Linked DNA regions of Homo sapiens: region 2 is linked to region 1. The links are chromatin contacts, found by Hi-C or POLR2A ChIA-PET in ENCODE. All regions are on one chromosome and are shown on one strand. The core of a region is the stretch at or near the end of the contact, and the rest is flanking DNA. Distances in the headings are between cores, read along the strand shown. Region 1 overlaps PCID2 (PCI domain containing 2). Region 2 has its middle 30 kb from the start of GRTP1.

Region 1 (4,428 bases), core at 1,299-3,798:
GCAGCCCTGCAGGAGCCCGTGCTTGTGGAGGCTCTGGGAAGCCGTTCCAGGGGGCGCAGCCCTGCAGGAGCCTGTGCTTATGCAGCACCGGCAGGAAGGTGGGGTGCTCTACAGGAGTGGAAGGCACTGGACAGAAGGCACAAGTCCCAGCTGCTGACACGTGATGGGCTGCTCTTCACCTGACTGACTTTATGTGGCAATGGTTTCTTTATCCATCTATCCATCTACGTGCCTGCTTTTCCATAGTTAATTATGACCACAGAAGACAAAACGCTCTGGAGTGAAACCGCCTGCACTGAAAGCCCAATTCCACCACACTGGGACAGCTGCTTCACACACAGGGGCCTTCGTTTCCTCTGGGGCTGGGAGCGCTAACCTCAGAGGGCTGATTGTCAACAGGAAGACATTTGTAAAGCATTCAGAATAGTGCCTTGCACCTAGTAGGCATTCAACAAATGTTTGCTATTAGGACTAGGAATACGGTTATGATCATTTCACAAGCAACGCCAGGGAGGCTAGCTGATATATATATGATATGTGGGAAGCCCAGGACAATCGAAAATTGTAAAGACAGAAAGGATTCAAACAGAAGCACACCTTGAAGTAGATTTTAAACAGCTGGTTCACCAGAAACAGCATGCCCCACTTCTTAGAGTCCTCTATACCAGCACGGCTATGGGGAAATAATTTTTTTTAAGTTACATAGGAAATAAAAATTTTATTTATAAATCACAAAATAAACTGCCTAAACAAATTAATATCTTGAGGTAAGTCCCAAAGCTCAAGTCATATTCATATCAACTTATTCATATCAAGTCATATTCATCAAACAAAATAACATTATGAAAAAAGATGTCTTACCTGATGGGTAAAAATAAAAGAGAAAACAAACCAGGAAAATCCCAATTAACTACTTGAGTAACATCCTTCCTCCGCGGCACCAGCTAAAAACTGCCTCATTTGCAGCAACAATGCGTAAAAGTTAATTGTTATAAACCGTTTTTGAAAAATGGAAAAATAGGGCATGGTGGTGTGTGCCTGTAATCCCAGCCACTCAGGAGGCTGAGGCAGGAGAATCACTCAAACCCGGGCCAATGCACTTCAGCCTGGGTGACACAGCGTGACTCCGTCTCAAAAAACAAAAACAAAAAAAGAAAAGAAAAATGGAAAAATACTTCTCATCAGTACGACAAAACAAACCAGTAAAACACACAAAGAGGATGAGTCCCACCAAGGCAGACACAAAAAGTACACACTGTGGTGGTCCATTTACATGAAGTCACCGAACAGGCAGGAAGCAACCCACAGTGGAACAAATCCAGACAGCTGAAAGGGCCTGCCCCACATGAGGGATGAGGGAAGTTTCTGGGGTGGCAATCATGTCCTATACCTCAGCAGCAAGCAGACAGATAATACTGTAGGTAGTTCACTGCATGCAAATTTTACCTCAAAAGACTGAAAAAACAGAAACTGAAGAACCTAGGGGAGGGTGTGCCACTGTCTGCAATTAACCTGGAAACAGTCACATGTTACACAACATTTCGGTCAACTACAGATGACCACATGTGAGATGGGGCCCTACAGAGTCTCACACTTGACCACATGTGAGATGGGGCCCTACGGAGTCTCACACTTGACCACATGTGAGATGGGGCCCTACGGAGTCTCACACTTGACCACATGTGAGATGGGGCCCTACGGAGTCTCACACTTGACCACATGTGAGATGGGGCCCTACGGAGTCTCACACTGTATTTTTACTGCATCTTTTCTGTGTTTAGATCTGTTTAGACACACAAATAATTCCCACTGTGTTCCAGCTGCCTACAGCATTTAGTGCAGCTCTTGCTCCTCGCAGCCTAGGACCCACAGGCTGCGCCACACAGCGGGGGTGTGTAGCAGGCCACGCCATCTCGGTTTACGAAGTACACTCTGTGGTGTTAACAAAATGATAAAATCACTCAAAGTCAAGGCACAAAAATACAAAAGTGCCCAGTACAGAAAACAAGCAGGTGGTTTACAAGCCACAGAACATAAAATTACTCTTAAAGACCAAAATGTGTCCATATAGAAACACTTAAAATAATGTAAAAATACAATTTTAAAATATCAAACCCTGTTTTATAACTGCCTGTGAGCTGCTCTAAGCAGGTCTATGACTTTTATCATTCCCTACGTGCATGACCTCAAACAAAAGTCTCTCAAGGTCTCGTTTTCCTCATCTGAAAACGGAGACAAATAATAATACTGTTCTATGACTTCAAAGAGCTATGGAAAAACCAAACAAAACACACAAGTACTCCGTAACTCACGTAAAACGCTACACGCATGGTAATATCGTAGCTGGTCTGGCACCAGGAATGATGACCTCTATTGGAGACTGTGACAAAAGCAAACCCCAACGGGAAAGAGATGTCACTGGGGATCTGCCCTGTCTTCTGAGTGTCCCCTCAGGGTGGAAATGCTGGGTCACATGGTAGCTCTACGTCCCACTTTCAGGAACTGCCTTCCCATTTCCGCACAGCAGCTGCACTGTTTTTGTTCCCCTGGCGATGTGTACGAGGCTCCAGTCTCCCTGCATCCTCACTGGCGCCGCCCGTCTTTCTGATTACAGTCATCCCACTGGGTGTGGCCTGGCAGCTCTCAGAGGTTCTGATGTGCATTTCAAGTGACTGATGCATTAGTCATTGGTGACTAAGTCACTGGTGATTAATGACCTTGAGCATCTTTTCATGCACTTACTGGTCACTTGCGTATTTTGTTTGGAAGATTTTTCAAATTCTTTAAACATTTTAAAGAATTTGAATTGGATTGTCTTTTTACTGTTGAATTGTAATAATTCTTTATATATTCTGGATATTAGGCCCTTATCAGATGTATTATTTGCTAGGTTATGGTTGTTTTTTACTTTTTTGAGAATGTCCTTTGAAGTCTAAAGTTTTTAATTTTGATGAAGTCCAATTAATTTTTTCCTTTGGTTGCTTATGCTTTTGTTGTCGTATCTGAGAAGCCACTGCCTAATCAAAGGTCGTGAAGATCACTGCTGTGCAAAAATATACGATCAAGCGAAATGTCAAGTATTCATTTAGGAAACACGGATTGAGCTCCTGGGGTGCAAGGAACGCTAGTGATGGAGAAGGCCCACGCCCTGACGCACTTCGCCATCAAATCGTTTGGTAAACGCAGTGAAAGAAATGTACAGTCTGCTATGAATGTTTATAAAAGGGAAATCTGATCCACCGTGAAGTCCAGCAGTGAGAGGCTTTAGAGAAGGCGGAAACCTTTAAATGAGTATAGACTGCCAGGAGTCGAGGAGAACCTTCCAGCAAAGGAAACGGCACCCATGGGAGGCCTCAGTGGGAAAGTGCCATGGCATAGGAAGGACTTTTCTACAGTCCAGCCTTGGTACGAAAGTTCTGAAGCGAGGCTGGGTAGGGAGGCCATGTTACCCCCACAGCACTATACATCTTGTAGGCTTGGCTGAACAGTTGCACAACTCAAACTCTGCCTATCTTCAGCAATAGGATGCCTGAGGTCAGAGGCTCCCCTCTTGGTTAAACCAGCTAAGACCAGCAGGATGCTAAGTGGAAGTCCACCTGGCCTTTGCAGGGCCTCCAACTTCATTACAACCTCATTTGCATGCTCCGTGACACTCCCACCAGTGCCACAGCGGCTGACAATCACCATGACAATGACGGGAAGACGCCGTAAAAGGACAAAAAGATGGCAGTGCTTCAGCTCCCAGAAGTTCACCGTCCATTTCCAGAAAAGCCATGAATATTCTTCCCCTTGCTTTCAATGTCCAACCCCTTCATTCAAGAAACCCTCTATTTCAATCCCCTCACCCCTCAGGAGTAGAGAAGTTGATTTGTGAGCCACACTCCTGCTTCTTCATTCCTTGGCCTTTACATACAGCTTGCTCTGCTCAACACTTACTTTCGGTTTCATGGATGGGATCCACAACACCCAAAAGGAAAAGTTCCCATCTTTTGAGGCTACAGAGTTTATTGGCAACAAACACAATGAGTGAAAAGAGAAGCTGGGCTACTGCTATGGTTTGGATGTGGTTTTTTGGCCACATCAAGCCTCATGTTAAAACCTGATCCCCGTTGTTGGAGGAGGAACCTAATGGGAGGTTTTTGGGTCATGGGGGTGGACCCCTCATGAATGGCTTGGTGCTGTCCTTGCCATAATGAATGAGTTCTCGCTCTGAGCTCCTGTGAGCGTTCCCAGACAGCTGGTTGTGGAAGAGCCTGGCGCCTCCCCTTCTATCTCCTGCCTCCTCTCTTGCCATGTAGTGGGCTCCTCTTTGTCTTCCAGCATGAGTGGAAGCAGCCTGAGGCCTCACCAGAAGCAGATACGAGCACCATGCTTCTTGTGCAACCTGCAGAACTGTGAGCCAAATAAACCTCTTTTCTTACATTCCCC
Region 2 (4,428 bases), core at 1,299-3,798, 210 kb after region 1:
CCAAGGCCACTCGAGTCTCCCAGGCAGCTGTCCTCACCTTGGCTCAAGTCAACTCTTTAAATCATAATTTGCACCTCAGCCTCTTCCTTCTTGTCACCCTTACGTAAGTGGGATCCCACAGAATTTGTCCTTCTGTGTCTGGCTAATTTCACTCAGCATGGTGTCCTCAAGCTTCACCCAAGTTCCAGGGTAGGGAGGTTTTCATACAATTTTGTAGCCCGCGTAACCTCTCTACTGTGGGAGGTGCTCCGAAAGTGAATTTGGTTGACTCTCTTTCCTCCTTGAGCTTTTCTTGGACACATTTCTGGCTTGGTGGGCCAAAGTCTGCTAAGAAGAAACTCATCTCTGTCCATCAAAGGGGGAAATGGTGAGGGCTGTATGCCCTGGGAGCGGCCACCCTCTCAGAAGACACAGAAACAGAGCACTTTAACCTCCTTCTATCAAAGTCCTAGAAGAGGAAGGTGTGCTTTAAAAACAGACTCTTCTCATGAATCCTGTTGAAGTCTCACTCACTCTGTTGCCTAGGCCGGTGTGCAGTGGCACCATCTCAGCTCACTGCCAGCTTTGCCTTCTGGGTTCAAGCAATTCTCCTGTCTCAGCCTCCCAAGTAGCTGGGACCACAAGTGCCTGCCACCATGCCCAGCTAACTTTTTGTAGAGATGGGGTTTTGCCATGTTGGCCAGGCTGGTTTTGAACTTTTGAGCTCAAGCGATCCACTCGCCTCAGCCTCCCAAAGTGCTGGGATTACAGGTGTGAGCTACCGCGCCCGGCCTTTTTTTTTCTTTCTTTTTTCTTTTATTAAGACAGGGTCTTGCTCTGTTGCCCAGACTGGAGTGCAGTGGTACAATCTTGGCTCACTGCAGCCTCAACCTCCTGGGCGCAACTCATCCTCCTGCCTTAGCCTCCCAAAATGCTGGGATTACAGGCATGAGCCTCCGTGCCTGGCAGTGGGATCCTCTTTACCTGAACTGCCCAGGGACCTCCATAAGTATCCCTGGCTGGGGGCCGTGGGTCACGCCTGTAATCTCAGCACTTTGGGAGGCTAAGGTAGGAGGATTGCTTGAGCCCAGGAGTTCAAGACCAGCCTGGACAACATAGCAAGACCCTGTCTCTACAAAAAAATACAAAAATTAGTGCATACCTGTGATCCCAGCTACTCAGGAGGCTGAGGCGGGAGAATTGCTTGAGCCCAGGAGGTTGAGGCTGCAGTGAGCCATGATTGCACCACTGCACTCCAGTCTGGGCGATAAAGTGAAACCCCGACTCTTAAAAAAAACGGGCTGGGCACGGTGGCTCACGCCTGCAATCCCAGAACTTTGGGACGCTGAGGCCGGCGGATCACCTGAGGTCAGGAGTTCGAGACCAGCCTGACCAACATGGAGAAAACTCCATCTCTGCTGAAAAAAAAAAATTAGCCAGGTGTGGTGGCACATGCCTATAATCCCAGCTACTCGGGAGGCTGAGGCAGGAGAATCGCTTGAACCTGGGAGGTGGAGGTTGCAGTGAGCCGAGATCGCGCCATTGCGCTCCAGCCTGGGCAATAAGAGTGAAGCTTGGTCTCAAAAAAAAAAAAAAGTATCCCTGGCACCTTCTCACAGACAGAACAGGGAAAAGGAGGGGCGGTTTACATCCCTGTGGAGCACAGCAAACCCACACAATGAGCCTTTCAGGTGTGGGGGGCAGGAGCAGGGCGGGGGCTGTCTCCCAGGGACCATCAGTCGGTTGGCTCAGGGGCTCAGGAGCCCAGGCCCGATGCCAGGAAGCTTCTCACCCCTAAGGAGAGGACACGCAGTCAGTCCGACTGGCAAAGTGGCCGGATCAGCGCCTGGCTGTGCCACCCCACATGGAGTGCCACACGCGGTCACAACAGCCCCATGACGTAGGTCCCAGTATTACTATTTTAGGGAAGACTGTGGTACACGCACCCGGACACACAGTTGCACATATGGCCACACAGGCCTCCACCTCTACTACCCAGACAAGTGCCCCAGTGCGCATCACACATGCACATGGGTGTGTACACAGCCTGCCCAGACACAGCCCTCCACAACACAGGGACCCACCCATGCACACACGCGTGTGCACACACACCAAGCAGACACGGCCCCTACACAACACAGGGACCCACCCATGCACACACGCGTGTGCACACACACCAAGCAGACACAGCCCTCCACAACACAGGGACCCACACATGTACACACTAAGGAAATGTGGAAACACTACGTGACCTCCGGTGGCAAGGCCATGGCTGGAAGCCCTGCAGCCTCTCCGGCTTCCAGGTCCTGATGCCAAGGCTGCCCCTCCCAGAATCCACGAGGAGGTCACCGTCCCCGCTCCGCACCAGGGAGGGGCTCCAGAAGCCCGGAGGCCAGCGCCGAGGTCCCCGCACGTACGCCTGTGTCCCCGGCTCTGGGGAAGGCAACCGTCCCTTAGGGGGCCGGGAACCTGCGCGCCGCCCCGACTCCCGCCCACCCCGGCGGCTCCCGGCGGCTCCCGGCGGCGTCCGGATGTGGCAGCAGCTCGCGGGCCGGGGCTTCCTCTTGCAGCAGCCGCCGCCCGGGAGGCCGGCAGCGCCCCCTGGCGGACTCAGGCAGGAGGCGTCCGGCGAGGCGGGCGCGGGGTAGGCGGGCGCGGGACGGTGCAGCCCGAGGCCTGTCCCTGCAGGTGCAGGAGGGACCCGTCGCTCCCCTGCGCACCGAGGGGGCGACAACCCCTCCCAGAGACCTGCTGCCCGCGGAGCCTCCCCCAGTGACTCGTGCGGTCCCCAAAGGAGAGGCGGGAAGCCGAGTCCTGGAGAAGCCTGGAGACAATGGGCAACAGGGGCATTGGGCCTCCGTCCAGCCCCCGCCAGCGCCCCAGGGTCACACATAGGCCTTTATTTTCTGATCCTGAAAGTGATGCAAGTGCATTTAAATTAACGCAGAAAGCAGTGACAGATAACGACGGGAAAACACACCTACACATCGGGTGTTCGTGGATAACCACTGCTCACCTTTTTTCGCGTTTCTCTTTCTTTGCCCCCTTCACACGTATTTACATATTTGAATCTACTATTTTATACTGGATTTTTTTTTTCTTTTTGAGGTGTAGCTTCACTCTTGTTGCCCAGGCTGGAGTGCAATGGCGCCATCTCGGCTCACTGTAACCTCTGCCTCCTGGGTTCAAGCGATTCTCCTGCCTCAGCCTCCTGAGTAGCTGGGATTACAGGCGTCCGCCGCCACCATGTCCAGCTAATTTCTGTATTTTTAGTAGAGATGGGGTTTCCCCATGTTGGCCGGGCTGATCTCGAACTCCTGACCTCAGGTGATCCACCCTCCTTGGCCTCCCAAAGTGCTGGGATTACAGGCATGAGCCACTGCGCCCGGCCTTATATTGGATTTTAAACATTAAATGGTACAATATTTTCCATTTCACAAAGTTCTTCCTCAGCTAATTTTAAATGACTGCTATTTCACTGAATAAGACACCACACTTTATTTAACTAATCTCTTTTTTTTTTTTGAGAGGGAGTCTTGCAATGTTGCCCAGGCTGGAGTGCAATGGTGTGATCTCGTCTCACCGCAACCTCCGCCTCCTGGGTTCAAGCGATTCTCCTGCCTCAGCCTCCCTAGTAGCTGGGATTACAGGTGCCCGCCACCACGCCCAGCTAATTTTTTGTATTTTTAGTAGACACGGGGTTTCACTGTGTTGGCCAGGCTGGTCTTGAACTCCTGACTTCGTGATCCGCCCGCCTCGGCCTCCCAAAGTGCTGGGATTACAGGCGTGAGCCACCGCGCCTGGCCAACTAATCTCTTAATTGGTGGACATTTGTGTCACTTATGGCTGTATCTTGAGTAGTACCACGCTGGACAGATTGCTTTTCCTAAATACAGTTTCTCAAAGCTGGAATTGCTGGGCTGAGGAGCCACCCCTTCTAAAGGTTCTTGACATTATTGCCAAATTGCTTTATAAAAAGGAAGGGCCAATGTTTGGTCCCATCAGGAATGACTGTCTCCGTACATCCTCAGAGGTAGTGAGTGTTACCGATTCCTTTTAAAAATTGGGGGTTTTGGTTCTCAACTTGATAGACCCATGAGAGTTCAACTTCATGTCTTTGACCACCACGCACGCAGTATGTGGTCCGATACGGCACGTCCACCGTGGATGTTGATGGGGACAGCCCCGTGTGCTCCAGTATGTGGTCCGATACAGCACGTCTGCTGTGGGTTTTGATGGGGGCGCCCCTGTGTGTTCTTTTTTTTTTTTTTTTTTTTTTTTTGAGACGGAGTCTTGCTCTGTCGTCCAGGCTGGAGTGCAGTGGCACAATCTCGGCTCACTGCAAGCTCCGCCTACCAGGTTCACGCCATTCTCCTGCCTCAGCCTCCCGAGTAGCCGGAACCACAGGCACCCACCACCACGCCCGGCTAATTTTTTTGTATTTTTAGT

Evidence for each region. A loop is a pair of places that touch in the nucleus more often than their neighbours do. ChIA-PET counts read pairs that join two places held with the same protein, here RNA polymerase II (POLR2A). Pooled maps may share reads with other maps.
Region 2: a pooled map shows a loop between it and region 1 (14-fold over the local background). The contact joins two enhancer-like sites. A Hi-C loop is called at or near these places in 3 of 50 pooled maps. POLR2A ChIA-PET finds 5 or more read pairs at or near these places in 2 of 52 experiments (Panc1 and activated CD4-positive, alpha-beta memory T cell).

The regions. Positions count from the first base shown.
Region 1 is chr13:113,184,888-113,189,315 of GRCh38, forward strand. It overlaps PCID2 (PCI domain containing 2), which reads right to left. Exons shown (of 14, transcript NM_001127202.4): 8 at 598-673. Among named protein-coding and RNA genes, the nearest start is that of PCID2, 22 kb to the right of the region's middle. RefSeq lists enhancers at 2,194-3,393, 2,568-2,862. Within about 2 kb of position 2,549, at least 15 of the 41 ENCODE cell types and tissues checked have a DNase peak (open chromatin) inside an H3K27ac peak, as active enhancers do.
Region 2 is chr13:113,391,568-113,395,995 of GRCh38, forward strand. No RefSeq gene overlaps it. Among named protein-coding and RNA genes, the nearest start is that of GRTP1, 30 kb to the left of the region's middle. RefSeq lists an enhancer at 1,896-2,437 and silencers at 2,355-2,704, 2,715-2,824. Within about 2 kb of position 2,549, at least 14 of the 41 ENCODE cell types and tissues checked have a DNase peak (open chromatin) inside an H3K27ac peak, as active enhancers do.